Linked DNA regions of Mus musculus: region 1 is linked to region 2. The links are chromatin loops, found by intact Hi-C in ENCODE. Cell type or tissue: heart. All regions are shown on one strand. Each heading gives the region's core, and the rest is flanking DNA. Links, peaks and the distances in the headings are about the cores only.

Region 1 (7,619 bases), core at 1,745-6,744, 1.2 Mb after region 2:
TGAACTCCATAGCTGCTCGCTTGCTCTCTCTCTCTCTCTCTCTCTCTCTCTCTCTCTCTCTCTCTCTCTCTCTCACACACACACACACACACACACACCACACACAAGCCACATGTCCAGTTAAAGCCTGAGCTCTATTTCCAAGCCACAGCATTCACAAGGATATAGGGACCTACTTCACAGAGAAGTCAGACTAAATACAGAGACAGAGGACATGGGGGTGGGGGTGGGGGTGGGGAGTGGTGTTTGCTCCCCTCCTGACACAGGCAGCCAGCAAAATGTTAATTTCCCCCATCACTGGCATCACCATCCAGGGAGTTTTCAAAATGTTTTCCCTGCGACTTTACTCATCACATTTATAAGACAAACCATCCACCACCGTGTAGGTCTGAAAGCCAAGCGATCATTGCTTTCACCAGTGGTTCATTTTTACGTAGGGATGGATTACACAGTAGAGACTTTTTATTTTTAAGAGAGAAACTCTTCCTCACAAGTTTTGTTAAAGAGCACACAGGCAACGCTTTTTACATTTTTACTGTGAATGACAAAAGAACCCAGAGGCCTGTCCGGTTTCTCGAAAGCTTCACGGATTTAGTTTCACCAGTCACGTGATCACCCGTCACATGAAGTATTTATGATGCGCTTCTCTTGTCACCAAAATCAATAAACCATTTGAAAGGGATGGTCAAGGTCAGAAATCAGGCTGCTAACTACAGTGGACTGTCACCAAATTTGTCCAAAATGAGATGGCCGCAAGGTTCACATGGCATTCAGTGCATATATTATCCCATGGCCAGCGCATCGAATTTCTCAAAAAGTGTCTATGAGAACAAAATTCTCTCCTGTACACTGACCAGCTGGGTAGAGCTACTCTCCTTGCATTGCAAACATGGCTGAAAATCTCATAAAAGCACTCTAGACATACTGAGAGTCCGTAGAGATCTGAAGGGCAGGATGGCCCATGTACTAAAGACTGATCCTATGTGCCGTATCTAATGAGTAGCGGAGGGTTTCAGAGACAAACCTTCAACCTTCAGGGGCCAAAAATGATGCCATAAAAGATAAAATGCCACACAAGGAAGGCGCAAACTGTGATTGAAATGATGTTTCAAGCATATTACAGACAAAACAGAATGGAAACAAATCCCAGCCACAGCACGACAACTCAATCTGACACCAGGGCGGCATTCTGAAGATAACTGCTTCTATCTTCTTTTTATAATAAAAACTGATTTGCAGGAACAGTGATTATTTGTCAATACTCTAAAACAGAATGTATATTTTATTATTATGTTTTGTTTTGTGAGGTAGGTGCTGCATGCTGAATAACCAGGCATGAATAACTACAGACATGTACCACTCTTCATGGTTTGTTTTGTTTTATCTTTTTCTTTTTTTTTAATTACAAGATTAAACAATTAAATGAGAATAATCAGACATCGAATTGTAGATACATAAACTAAGGACAATTGTAGATACATAAACAAGTAAGGATGGAGCTTCATCTGACAGCTCCTGGGAAATCCCAGAGCCCGGTGCAAGGCCTAACATACAAGCTATATTACGGAAGGTCTAAACCAGACACAGAGGAGGGTTGCGAAAGCATCTGATCTCTGCACCCAGGAGGCAGAGGCAGACTGAGCTCAGTGTATTCCATCCAGGCAAGCCTGGGCTATACACAGTAAGTTCCAGACCAGCTAGAGCTAGACAGGGAGACTCTGTCTCAAAAAGAAACAGATAGAAGCAAGCAGAAGCAAGGGAAGAAGAAAGCAGAAAAGAAAAAAAGAAATGTCTACAGGGCAATTCTGAATGCTCCCCTTCTCCCCCAACTCTTGTTGTGGGGAGGGGAAATGGGGGAGAGGTCTCTCCTTTCAAGATCTACCAGAATTTGCCTGGGCTGCCTCCTACCACCAATGGCCCCTTGTTGGGTGCAGGCTGCTTAGCCTGAAAGATGCATCATTGCTTTGTTGTTTAATGTCCCTTGCTATCTGTGACGCTTCACACTGACATAGGCTATGGAACCACACAGGGGACAAGCGTCCAGATTTACCCATGAGGATCATCTAGAGTAAGTCAGCCTTTAAGAATGCCTGGAGGGAAGCCGGGCGTGGTGGCCCACGCCTTTAATCCCAGCACTCGGGAGGCAGAGGCAGGTGGATTTCTGAGTTCGAGGCCAGCCTGGTTTACAAAGTGAGTTCCAGGACAGCCAGGGCTACACAGAGAAACCCTGTCTCGAAAAACCAAACCAAAAAAAAAAAAAAGAATGCATGGAGGGGTTAGTTCATATTATTGTTCCACCTATAGGGTTGCAGACCCCTTCAGCACCTTGGGTACTTTCTCTAGCTCCTCCATTGGGGGCCCTGTATTCCATCCAATAGATGACTGTGAGCATCCACTTCTGTGTTTGCCAGGCACTTGGCATAGCCTAACAAGAGACAGCTATGTCAGGGTCCTTTCAGCAAAATCTTGCTGGCATATGCAATAGTGTCTGCTTTTGGTGGCTGATTATGGGATGGATCCCCGGGTGGGGCAGTCTCTGGATGGTCCATCCTTTCGTCTCAGCTCCAAACTTTGTCTCTGTAACTCCTTCCATGGGTATTTTGGTATCCCCAGAGCTCGTGTCTCTAGCTGTATACGTAGCAGAAGATGGCCTAGTTGGCCATCATTGGGAAGAGAGGCCCCTTGGTCTTGCAAACTTTATATGCCCCAGTACAGGGGAACACCAGGGCCAAGAAGTGGGAGTGGGTGGGTAGGGGAGCAGGGTAGGGGTGGGGTATAGGGGACTTTCAGGATAGCATTTGAAATGTAAATGAAGAAAATACATAATAAAAAATTGGGGGAAAAATGCCTGGAGGGATTACATTGATTAGGTTAACTGAGTTGTAAACACTGATCCTAAACAAGGGCCGCACCATCCTGGTTTGAGTACTCCATCTGGATAAAAAGGAGGATGCTATCTGAGTGGGAGCATACATCCTTCTCTCTCCTGGACTGCAGAGGTCATGTGGCTTGCTGTATCCAGAAGTTTCCTGCTGTGGTAGAGTACACTCACGCACTGTGCGGCAAATGAAATCCTTGATCTTTTAAATTGCAACAGAAAACAAACAAACAAACAACTAAGTAAGCCATGCCTCTAGACTCTTACAGTAAGTCCTCTGCCCTTCTCTGCCTCTCCATCTGGCTCCTGTCTTCTCAGTGTTGCCCTTTAAATTAGGAGCAATGTGGTCTTACTCCACTGCTACAGAAAACCTGCCTAACACAGGAAGAGAGTCTGTGGGAATTTCTGTCTCAGATCTCAGTGCCATTAGAAACAGCACATGTTAGTTTCCTGAGCACTGCAGGCCTTGCTGGTGGTCTTTCATCTGTCTGCATGAGGCAGAGAATCACAGGACCTCCCCTTTTCGGTAACTCTACAGGAGCCTAGGACCTGTATACCAGCTTACTTTTCTTTTCCTTTTTTACTATTCTTCCCTCTCTGCCCCAAGCCTTTGTCTTCTCCCTCTCCCCCAACTCTCTCTGATAATTTGAATGTTTAGAAATATTTTGGAGAAGAGAGAGGGTGTAAACAAAGCAGCAAGTGACAAATTAAAACTTAGATATAGTCTCAGGAATGCCCAGCTTCTTTGGAGACCTTCATCCCCGTGACTTGCCAAGGGAAGAAAGCACAGTACACCTGCTGTACCCTAACCAGGGGTGTTCAGCATGGCTGTGCATAAAGCAGTCTGGCTGGGGGCCAGAAACCTGGTTCTTTGAGATTCCTATCCAGTTGTAAAATATTCAGGGCTCCTCACACAGGAGCAAAGCACAAATCCTGGAGTCAAACATCTGAGTTGCACTCCTCTATGACCCATACATCACCACCCCATTGCTGAGAGGAGATGAGTTAACTTGTTGTGCCTACTCCCCCTGGACACTGGGAATAAAAAAACAGTTACTGACCTGGTAGGTTACTGAGAAGTGAATGAATTCAAACACGTATGTGTGACTAGACAAGCGCCTAGCACACAGTACATGTGGGACAGTATGAAAATAAAACTTTCTGTTTTCAAGTAAGCAAGCACAAAGCTTAAGTCCTACTGACACTAATATTTCTCATTATCCATTACTAGGTAAATAAACCGACTTTCATGGCAACTCTATGTTTGGGCCTCACTTATAAATCCAAAGTGAAGTCAAAGTTCTCTCTAAATAGTAAAAATGTTTAGCCATGTGTTTTCTGGTTTGCTGGAGAGGAAAAGGCAGAGATGTAAACAACAAAACTGGTTCCCAGAGCAAACCTCGACTTAGTAACAGGCTGGGTCCTAAACCACACCCAAGGGTGCATGAACACACAAGTTCACAATCACGTACACAGGGGCAGGCTCCTGCCAACACTCACAGACTCAACACTGACTTCACTTTTACTGTGTCTGGGGGAATGAAAAACTTCACGAACCGATTCTCGGCACATTCTTCAAAATCAAGAGCTTTGTTCAGCCATCAAAGAACTCAGCTTAGTTGGACCCTCGAGGTACTTACTGACTTACAGCAGAGTTTACAAAACTGCCACCTCATACATCCGCATCTAAATTGCAAATTGCAAACTTCTCAGATTTCACGTCGAGGGCAGCCTCAACCAGCACCCGCCCAGCCTCTGCTCAGGCCAAAGCCAGTCTGAGCCACTTCCTTCATATTCCGGCCCTACAGAATTTACGTCGACAGCGAATGCCTGTTTCACAAATATGTGTGCATTATTTTCAAAGTCAGGGGCTTGATGCTGCCACAAAAGAAGGAAACTGGATAATTATTGAAGTTGAAGTGACTGTCACTTTAGTAAAACAAACAAACAAGCAAAGCAAAACCAATAAAACAACCTCAAGGGCAAAAAAAAAAAAAAAAAAAAATCACTGAAGCAGCAGCATAAGCAGCTATAAAAGTTGATGTAAATGGCTTTCAGCCTTTGTAATACCAAAGCTGCAGGAGATTAGGAAAAGGGGTCTGGGAATTCATCAAACATTCATCTCCCATTTTTTTACGATCCCTGTCAATTCCCTATCCAAATGAAAATTCCCACGAGTTTATTTAGTCTCGTTTCTCCATATCACAGAAAACACTCTAAGAACAACGTTTTTAAAAGTGAACCAGGAAGGGCGGTCAAGAAAACTGCTTTGAGGAACTTCGTACTCTCTCCAGTTTAGTTCGCGAGAGTCACCCTAAGCAAAAACACTAGGATGCATGACAGAGCGACACTGCCTAAAGCTAGGAGCCGAGAGGGTTGCAGCCCGGCTGTCCCGCTGGCAGCGCCCGAGCAGCTCTCCAAAGCTCCCGGGAGACCTCGGGTCCCTGGCCCGCTCCAGCCCGGGCGCAAACCCCACCCAGCCGCAGCGCACTTCCCGTTCGCCTGCCGGTCAAGAACTCCAACTTGACAGCGACAGGGCGAAATATGAGGAAGTGGCCGCGACCGAGGTGCTGCCACCACACCGCTAGAACGTCCTGGCGAGCCGTGTGGACAGAGTCCGAGGACGCTCCTCGGGAACTCGAGCACCGGGTCCCGCAGCCTGGAGACCCGCACGCGCAGCGCACACCACTCTTACCTGGTTTGACCGGTTTGGGAGGTGGCTTGGACATGGCGCTACACGGAGCGACCAGGCTCAGCCGCGGGAGCCCCACACGCACACGAGAACTGGGCGCCAAGCCTGCGCTGGCCGCGGCCGCTCCGGATCCGCGCGCAACCCGATGCGGGACACTCGGACCAGCGAGCTCCGCAGACAGCCCGGCCTTCCCACCAGGAAGTGGCCGCGCCTCGCCGGCTGCTGATTGGCTGCGGCGGGGAGCCCGGCCGAACCTCAGAGGTCCAGCCTGCTCCGGCACGCCGGAGCCCCGCCTTTCTCTTGGGGGAGGAGCTTTACAGTAGCCACGCCCTCAGGCCCTGCGTAGGGGAGGCTATGAAAGCGCAGTGGACTTCGCTGCCTAGGTGAGCACCGGGCAGTGGTAGGCATGAAACGCTCTTGAAGCTTGCTCTGCGACCCTGCTGGGAAGGATTCGAACCCGCTTCGGTGAGTACCCACTGCCTGCTGCGTACACACGGCGAGGCCTGGGAATCTTCAAGAGTCTCCTTCGCTGTATGTACCAGGAACCTGATCGTGTCTAGGGAAACCGCGGTGGGACTTAGATGCTCCTAAAAAGCAACTAGACACTGCTAGCTGTAGGAGACCCCACATTTGCTAGCTGGAGAATCGGGTCTTGATCCCCCACGGGACAGGACAGCTTTTTCTACAGCATCTGGTTAACAAACTCCAACCCACTTGCTGCCTGGCTTTTATAAAGACTTCTAACAGTGCTTTTGGCGTTTTTTAAATAGCTGAGACAAAAGCATAGTATTTTGTGGCACACGAAAGTTAGGGGAAACTTAGATTTCCGTGACCATAAAATTTTATTAGAACACAGCATGCTCGTTTGCTTATGCATTGGCTTTCTTATTACAATTTCAGAGTTGAATAGTTACCCGCGAAGTCAAAACTATACTACTGGCTGGTACTTTATACAAGTTGCCCAACACGAGAGTTTATGTTCACACATAAGTAAACTCACAATGTCACAGTCAATATTATATGCCTATTGTATATTAGGGGTAATAAAAATGAAAATACTGGTTATGTAAGAAACTACAGGGTCAGCACAATGGTCCAGCTGCCCCTGCTGCCAAACCTGATGAGCAGAGTTCAGCCTCTAGCACCCACACTTTGGAAAGAGAACTCCCAGGAGACCTATGACCTGAGCATGTGTTCTGTGGTGAACCATGGCATGCACCTGCCCACACACATGCACCGCAACCTAGATACAAATGTAAGAAAGCAACTTTTTAAAAAAGAACCTCCACAAAATGGACCTTCAACATGTCTATTGAAGGTTAATTTACGGGGAAAAAAGTGACTGAAACTTCAAGGGGCAAAGGTTAGCAGGAGCTTGGTCATGGCTATGCCCCCAGGCCTTGCTTACCAGGAACTCTACCTGTGGGGGATTTCTGCTTACCAAAAGGGTTCAAAGTTGAAATTAGTCCTATTCATGGGAGCGTATCCAGATAACTGTAGCCTGAACCTCACGGAAGTCCTGAAACCTGGGCCTTGAAGTCATCTGAAGAGCATGTGTGTTTGCTCTTGTGTTTCTCAGATTTGATTGATGGTGGAGTTCTTGCCGCCTGCTGACTCTTCCCATCCTCCTGGGAATCATTCTGTGCTTTAGAAGTCTCTGTTCAGAGTGGAATAGATTGAATATAAACATAAGCCAACTATGAAGAAGATTTAACATTTCACTGGGATTAAATCAAAGATAGTTTTAAACAATTCTGCGTATGAGCCAGTCTTGGCGAGGCTTGCCTATGATCCCAGTACTTTTAGGAAGGTAGCTTTGCCACAGAGGCAGCCGTGGCTGTGTGGCAAGTTCCTGACCAGCCTGGACTCTGCATAGTGAGATTCTGTCTCAACAGATAAATAATATAACAAATAAGAATGATAAGTAAGTGTGAAAAAGATAAATGGCTCATTTAAGGTTTGCTCCTCTCCCATCTTGTTCTTCTCCCTCTCTGTGGAAAGGATACTAGCGGCCAAGAAGACACTGCATAAATATCCCACAGGATTCAA
Region 2 (7,619 bases), core at 816-5,815:
CTGGGCCGCCTTGAATTCTTCTGAGAGGATAAACACAGTTACCCACGATCAGGATGCTCGTGCAGTTCAGGGCAGGCTGTTTATTTTTAATATTGTTATATGTCAATATCAACCATCTGTGAAGAATATTTTGCCCTAACAAAATAGTGTTGTCCTATTAATTTTAATACAGCCCAGGTAATTTTCTCTTATAGCAAGTGTTTTTAATAATCTAATTGGTGATCAAACTCAGGTCTTCTAGATTGGTGGCCAACCACCTTTACCACTAAGCCATCTCACCTGTTTTTGAGAAAGGCTTTCCATAGCTTAGTCTTGCCTAGCTCCTGAGTGCTGGGATTGCAGGAGCCATTGTCTGTCCTTGGGTCCTTGAGCACACTGTCTGACTGTCCATAGGATTAGAACCTCTACCAGGGTAAGCCTGAGACCTTGCCCATACCTAACAAGTCTAACACTGAGCTGTATTCAAGTGCCCCACGCTCCTTTGTTTATTATTTGAGATGACTTCAGTAAGTTGCAAAGGCTGGCTGTGAATTTGCTCTGGAGCCCAGATCCTCTTGCCATAGCCTCCTCAAGTAGTTGGAATCACAGGTCGGCACCAGCAGGCCTGATTCTTGTTAGTGTAAATTCCCCAGTCCTCTTTTCAAGTTTCCTTGGATACTTTGGATACTTTTGGTTTTACCATATAAGTATTAGAGAAGCTTGTTGTTTGTTTCTGTTGTTTTTATTTTCAAGAGACTTTTTTTTTTTTTTGGTGATTCTTTTTTTTTTTTTTTAAGATTTATTTATTAACATATGTAAGTACACTGTTGCTGTCTTTAGACACACCAGAAGAGGGCGTCAGATCTCATTACGGAGGGTTGTGAGCCACCATGTGGTTGCTGGGATTTGAACTCAGGACCTTTGGAAGAGCAGTCAGTGCTCTTACCCGCTAAGCCATCTAGCCAGCCCCTCAAGAGTCTTTTTAAATGTGGATATAAAAGAGAATGTGTGCCAAGTACTTCCCTCTAAATTGAGAAGATGGAGAAGTGTAGCAGCTGTTAACTGTCACTGACGGCTCTGAGAAGCCTGGAGGTGCATGTGCAATGCCTTCAGTCTCAGTCCCCAGGAGGCAGGAGCCAGGGGAGCTCAAGGCTACCCGGAGCTGCATTCAGGACTGCCTGCAAAGACCCAGGGTGTGGTGTATAGGTGTCTGGGGTGCTTACCCAGTGAAAGAAAGACTGAGTTTGATCCCCAGCAGGGATGGAGGAAAGAATCTCCAACCAGCTGGATGAATTTCAGGGTTTTGTTTTTTGTTTTTTCAACATAGGGTTTCTCTGTGGTGTAGCCATCACTGTCCTGGAATTCACTCTGTAGACCTCTAGATCTTGGGAATCAAACCTGGGTCTTCTGGAAGAGGACCCTTTAACTGGTCATTGAGCTGTCTCTACAGCCCCACTCCACCCCACCCCAACTGTTTTAATCTTTTTCAACATTTTTGTCTATAGGAAACACACATCATCCATACCTTCAAAGAGGACTTCTATGGGGAAATTCTCAATGTGGCCATTGTTGGCTATCTCAGACCTGAAAAGAACTTTGATTCTTTAGGTAAGAGTTTATATTAATCTTTGATAGTATTACAGCTACTTCTCCGAAGGGGACAGGCAAATAATTGAGCACTTTTAATTCAGGGTTAGGCACTATTTTAAGTATTGTACAAGTTAATCCCTCTTACCTTCAGTAGCCATGTGAGGTGGAGACTAAGTGCCTTAATCTGTTTTCTGTTGCTCTGACCTAGTACCAGGTGTTCCTGTGGTTTTGGTTCTGGAGTCAGAGCATGATAGGAGCATGTATTCAGTACTTGGTGAAGCCTTCTTGCTGCCTCAGTGGGTGGGCACCACAGGGTAGGGCCAAGAGAACTCACTCTTGTATCACAGCCATTTTCTGTACTCAGGAATCCATTCTGTCCTCCTGACCCACTTCCCAAAGTTCCCATTCCCAAATACCTTCAACCTTGAGGACTTAGTTTCTAGTACCTGAGTTCCAGGGGACACTCAAGTCATAGCACTTAGTGGTGAGTGGTGGCACCTGGCATCTGACCCTGCAAGGGTGGTTGGGCAGTATGTGCTGCAAGCAGTAATTAGAGATCTGCTTCTGGTGTCTTCAGGTGCCTGTTGGTATAGTGTGACATTAAACCCTGGGAGGTGAAGGGTCTCTTTACAAGAGAACACTTTATGTAACACTGGCTTTCCCTGGAGAAAAAGACGGTTCCAACATTGACTGAATCTCTGTCCTTTCCCAGGGCTGTGGCTAGGGTGCTTAGTCAGTGTTTTTAGGAGGGGCTGAGCAAAGGAATAGTAACATGGATTATTAGAAGTTTCTTTTTTTCTTTTTTTCCAGAGTCACTTATTTCTGCAATTCAAGGTGATATTGAAGAAGCTAAAAAGCAACTGGATTTACCCGAACATTTGAAACTCAAAGATGATAATTTCTTCCAAGTTTCTAAAGGCAAAATTATGAATGGCCACTAATGAAAAGTCCCTTACCTGCCTACCACTAGTGTCACGCATAGTGTCACAGTGCTTCTGATACACTCTCATCTTGATCATATTTTAAATCAAGCGTTTTCCTGTAGCTGTCAAGTGGTCTCCAGCAGTTCACTCCATCATGTTGCACAGTACTAAGAGACTCATTCAGAAATCAAGACTTTAGATGTAATATGTTGATTAAAATGTAGCACTAGAAAGCTTGTACTGAAAATAAAGTCTGTGAGTGTGGGTGGAAAAGCAAGTTCCTGAGGAAAATGAGGACTGACCATAGTTCTTGTGACTGAGTGTGCTGGCACTGGTGAGCCCAGCCAGCCTGTGCTGAACAGAGGCTTTTCAGGAAGTGCACCACACACACACACACACACACACACACACACAGAGCTTACCCATGAAGGAAAAATTAGAGTTACTTTTCTCATTTTGTGCATTGATATATTTTTACAATCCTGCAAACTTCCTTGAGTCACTCACGACTCCCCCTGAGGTCACTTCCTGGTAGTGTCCCAATGCTCTGTGTGCAGTTACTTCAGGTTGAAGTTGCCTTGATCGCCTGCCCCTCATCAGGGCTTTTGCTTTTCTTCAAAGTACTGAGGATCCAACCCAGTGCCTTACACGCCAGGCAAGTGTGACCACTGAGCTAGGCTCCCGCCCCCTTTACTTTTTGAAGCCATACAATGGATGTCTATATGTTGCCTTTTTGAAGATTAGGTGGTTTTGCTCTTTAACATTTTTGTGACTTTGGTTTATTTTCTTCCCATGTCGCCCAGAGATTACTTGTGTGTGTGCCATTCTGCTCAAAACTAAATGGTGGTCAGGTTCAAGTAAAGAAAAATAAAACAAGCTGCATTTATAGACTTGCTTGGAATTGAAATGAACATAGCCAGTTCCTACCCAACCCTGCCCTGCCTTTTTTTTTTTTTTTAAAGTGTGGTCCTGTGCTTTCAAAGTAAGTACAGTTCTCTATGACCAGGCACTTAAACATAATTTAAAAGTCCTTGTAGCTTCAGAACCGGATAAGTTCCAGTTGCATATCTCTATATCTCCTGGTTTCCCTCTTGGTTTTCCCCTGGTTCCTCCCCTTTCCCTCTTGGTGGCCTGAGTTGTTTATGTTGGCAGAAGGTTGACATTGGATGCTCGATTGCTTCAGCCTCACCGGGGCATTGAATCATCATTTGTTGAATGGCAACAGGTTTGCTGGGGCAGAGGCACTGCCTAAGTGGGAGCATGCACGTGAAAATAGAAAGGTAATTTAACAACACACAGACACCCAGAGACTTGGTCTCTGCATGTGTGTAGAAGTAGTGGTGTGGGGAGGGATGGGACTCACTCAGCCCTGTGAATGTGTTCTATGGCTGAGCAACATCCCTAGCCTTCAGAATAGAATTTTTGATGTTGGAAATCCTGTATTTAAAGGAAACCTTAATTATCAATGGATTTATGAAGGAAAGTTAAAAACAAATATGCACAGTACAAAATAGATCTGTGGCTTTTTTTTTTTAAAGTAAGAATAGCTTGTTAGTATATCAATGTTCATGGCTAATGTTATCTCATTTTGTTAGTCGTTATTTTGGAATTACATGATGTGTGATTTAGGGCTTAGTTAATTCTCTAGAATTCAAAAACTATTATTGATGTATTAAAAGAAATTACGGTACCACGTTGATTAGTCTGAATGTTTGCAGGCATTGGAATAAAATTTGACTTATTTTTTCCCTCTTCCCCTGTCAACCTGAATCCTGTATCTGTTTGGGGTATACTGGCTGTTTGTTACTATACACCTGTATTTACAATCCTGAGTAGACCTATCAAGTAAGGGTGCTCATGTGACTAAGAGCTTTATTTTCAAGGACCCTCCCCCTCCCAGTCCCCCCATCTCAGGGGTCTTTCCTCCTTTTAAAAGACCTTACAAGGTCTCTATATCTGGCTATCCTTGAAAGTACAGAGATCCATGTGTGTCTTCCTTCTGAATGCTGGGATTAAAAGTGTGCATCAAGCCTGGCCAAGACACACACACCACCACCACCACCACCCACCCACCCTTTAAAATTCCTGTAGCAAGGTGACTTTACATGGAAAGGATTCAGAGGATATCATTACTCAAAAAGTCAACTCTTTAAGAATAAAGGTTCCTATTGGGAGCTAAAGGAGCCAGACAAGTCTAACTCCTGTATAATCCTCAAGATTGTTTTGTAACCATGGATGTGCCACAACCCCACACATTGCTGCAGGGCATTCTTTCCATTTGTTACAAAGAAGTGCATTTCAGCACTCATCTGAATGAACTCTGAGATGACTTAGCAGCTTGCAGGTAGGGCACTTAGGTGATGGGGAGGTGTGAGAACCAGTGACTTGAAACTTACAAGGACCATCTTCCTTTCCCAGTGCTGTTGTCTTCCAGTTCCCCCTTGTACTTGGGACAGAAGTGAGACTGATAGAGAAAAATCAGTTTCATTGTTAGAGACTGAGCTAGAAAACAAATCAGATCTGCCAAAGAGGATGTGATCATAAGTCAGAAACACTGGATGGAGAGTTTTCTACAGACAGCAGAGAGTGAGTTCTTGAAAGGACTGCATTCCTGAGAGTTACATGTCTCTGTAACTCCATGGAAGTTACAGAGACAAAGTTCAGAGCTGAGATGGAAGGAAGGACCATCCAGAGACTGACCCACATGGGGATCTATCCCATATACAACCACCAAACTCCGACACTATTGCATATGGCAACAAGATTTTGCTGACAGGAACCTGACATAGCTCTCTTGTGAGGCTATGCCAGTGACTGGCAAATACAGAAGTGGATGCTCTCAGTCATCTATTGGATGGAGCACAGGGTCCCTAATGAAGGAGCTCGAGAAAGTAGCCAAGGAGCTAATGGGGTCTGCAACCCTATAAGAGGAACAACAATATGAACTAATCAGTATCCCCCAGAGCTGTGTCTCTAGTTGCATGTGTAGCAGAGGATGGCCTAGTCGGCCATCAATGGGAGGAGAGGCCCTTGGTCTTGCGAAGATCATATGTCCCAGTACAGGGAATGCCATGGCCAGGAAGCAGGAGTGGGTGGATTGGGGAGCAGGGCGCGGGAGGGTATAGGGGACTTTCGGGATAACATTTGAAATGTAAATGAAGAAAATATCTAATAAAAAAAGAAATCCCATAAGCATAAAGTATTAAACCATAATATATAAATAAAGCATGTGTTTTGAAAGAAAGAAAGAGATAGAGAAAGAAAAAGAAAGAAGGAAAGAAAAGAAAGAAAGAAAGAAAGAAAGAAAGAAAGAAAGAAAGAAAGAAAGAAAGAAAGAAGAGAAAGAAAGAACTGAATGTATAGAGAAATGAGCGTGGCCACGCTATGTAAAGGCTGTGGAAAACCAGGTATGGTAGCATGCTCCTGGGGCTCTAGCGTTAGTGAGGCTGAAGCAAGAGCACTTCAGCACTGAAGTCTGAGGAGACCAGCCTGCCTCAGCACAGTAAGATTATCTTTAAATAGAGGAAGAGGGGCTGATCTAGGTATGTAGTTAAGGGGTAGTGGCTATACTTAGTATGTGTGAGGCCCTGGTTGCAATCCCCAGCACCAAACCCAAAATAAGAACAAAGTCACCAGCGTATAGTGTTCAGAAAGCTGGGAACCAGGATGAACCTTCGAGTTGGCTTTCTGTCCATTGCTTTGCTTTGGTTTTTGACACAGCAATTCGTTATGTGTGTAGTCTAGGCCCTTTGGGAATTCACTGATGTCATTGTGCCTTGGCCTCCCAAGTGTTGGGATTATGAGTGCTCTGTCATGCCTGGCTGGCAGTAAATACTATCATGCTACTGCTCAAACCTCAAGTCACATGCGTGCTAGGCAAGCAGTCTGAACAGCTCCACCCCAACCTCTTGAACCCTTATTACTTGTTTCTGGCAAGAACATTTAGTATATCTTAGCATGAGGTCTAATTTGTGTATAGCCCTTGCTGACCTTGAATTCAGAGATCCACCTGCCTCTGCTTCCCAAATTCTAGGATTAAAGGTGTGTCCCACCATACTCAGCTTAGCTTGGTTGGCTTGTTTCCTGTTTTGTTTGTTTGTTTTTTATTTTGTGTTCATTTGTATGTGTGTATGTTGTGTGTGTGTGTGTGTACACCATGGTGTGTCAGAGGATAACCTTGGGAGTTCTCGTCTTATCAAGTGGTTCCTGGGATTGAATGCAAATTGTCAAGCTTGGCAGCAGTTGCCTTTGTAACACTTGACCATCTTGCTCGCCTGGGTAGTAACTTTTAAGAAACAGGGCCTTGAGTTTAAACTGCTACCTAAAACTCCCCAAGTGCTGGGATTGCAGGTGCGTGGCCCTGTGCGGCTGAACTGTGAAAACTTCTACCTGGGTTTCATTAGGCAGCTTGCTTCTTCCTCTGCAGGCCACATCTCCCATTTTTATACCAACAGCTTTATTTTCTCCATTTTATGTGCATGAGTGTTTGTCTGCATGTATGTCTGTAAGCCACATGCCTGCAGTGCCCAAGGAAGCCAGAGGGTGTCAGATGTTCTGGGGCTGGCCTTATGGGCGGTTTTGAGCCATTGTGTGAATGCTGGGAATTGAACCCAGGTTCTCTGAAAGGTATTCTTAATTGCTAAGCCATCTCTCCAGCCCCCAATTTTAGTTTTTACTCAGTGTATTCCAGAGCTACATTTAATGTTTTGGGGATATAAAACTGGAAGTCGTTGTAGGTCATGAGGTGTGGGTTCTATTCAGAGTCATGTACACCAATTGCTTGCTGCCAACCTAGCCACTCAAGGGAATTCTAGGTCAACACAAAGGTCCTTTTAGACTCTTGAGTTTTCTATGATTTTTCTGGGGCTAAGCAGGGAGTAATTTTACTTATCGATTTGAAGACATTTCTCAGTAAAGGTTGTCCATGTAGTCTTTGTGTCAAATGAAGGTAGGTAGGTGTGTATGTTTATGTTTCAGATCTATTTCCTTAGTAGAACCTGATATTAATGTTCTGGGAGTTTCAGTATGTTCCAAAATTGAATTTTTACTCTGATCAACTGCTTTCTCTTCCTGTGGATTTCCTTTAACTTTTTTTTTTTTTTTTGAACCTCTTAGAGAGCAGAGGTC

What was found. Hi-C counts contacts between places; a loop is a spot of excess contacts. Peaks named below come from ENCODE experiments on the same cell type or tissue, not always from the same donor. Only the 100,000 strongest peaks of a DNase experiment are listed, where the experiment ranks them.
Region 1: it touches region 2 in a loop (2.9-fold over the local background); 2 of 42 quality-filtered maps call a loop at or near these places.

The regions. Positions count from the first base shown.
Region 1 is chr19:18,626,047-18,633,665 of GRCm38, forward strand. Ostf1 (osteoclast stimulating factor 1) reads right to left here and starts at 5,767. Exons shown (of 10, transcript NM_017375.3): 1 at 5,574-5,767. The coding sequence starts at 5,607. It overlaps Nmrk1 (nicotinamide riboside kinase 1), which reads left to right and starts at 5,970. Exons shown (of 9, transcript NM_145497.2): 1 at 5,970-6,035. In heart, for the core only: a CTCF peak has its summit at 5,398; DNase peaks (open chromatin) are centred at 4,495, 5,425 and 5,865; H3K4me3 peaks cover 2,160 bases; H3K27ac peaks cover 2,023 bases.
Region 2 is chr19:17,397,094-17,404,712 of GRCm38, forward strand. Rfk (riboflavin kinase) reads left to right here. Exons shown (of 4, transcript NM_019437.3): 3 at 1,485-1,587; 4 at 2,380-4,256. The coding sequence ends at 2,510. Among named protein-coding and RNA genes, the nearest start is that of Rfk, 6.9 kb to the left of the region's middle. In heart, for the core only: CTCF peaks have their summits at 838 (motif pointing right) and 3,030; no DNase peak of the experiment used is centred there.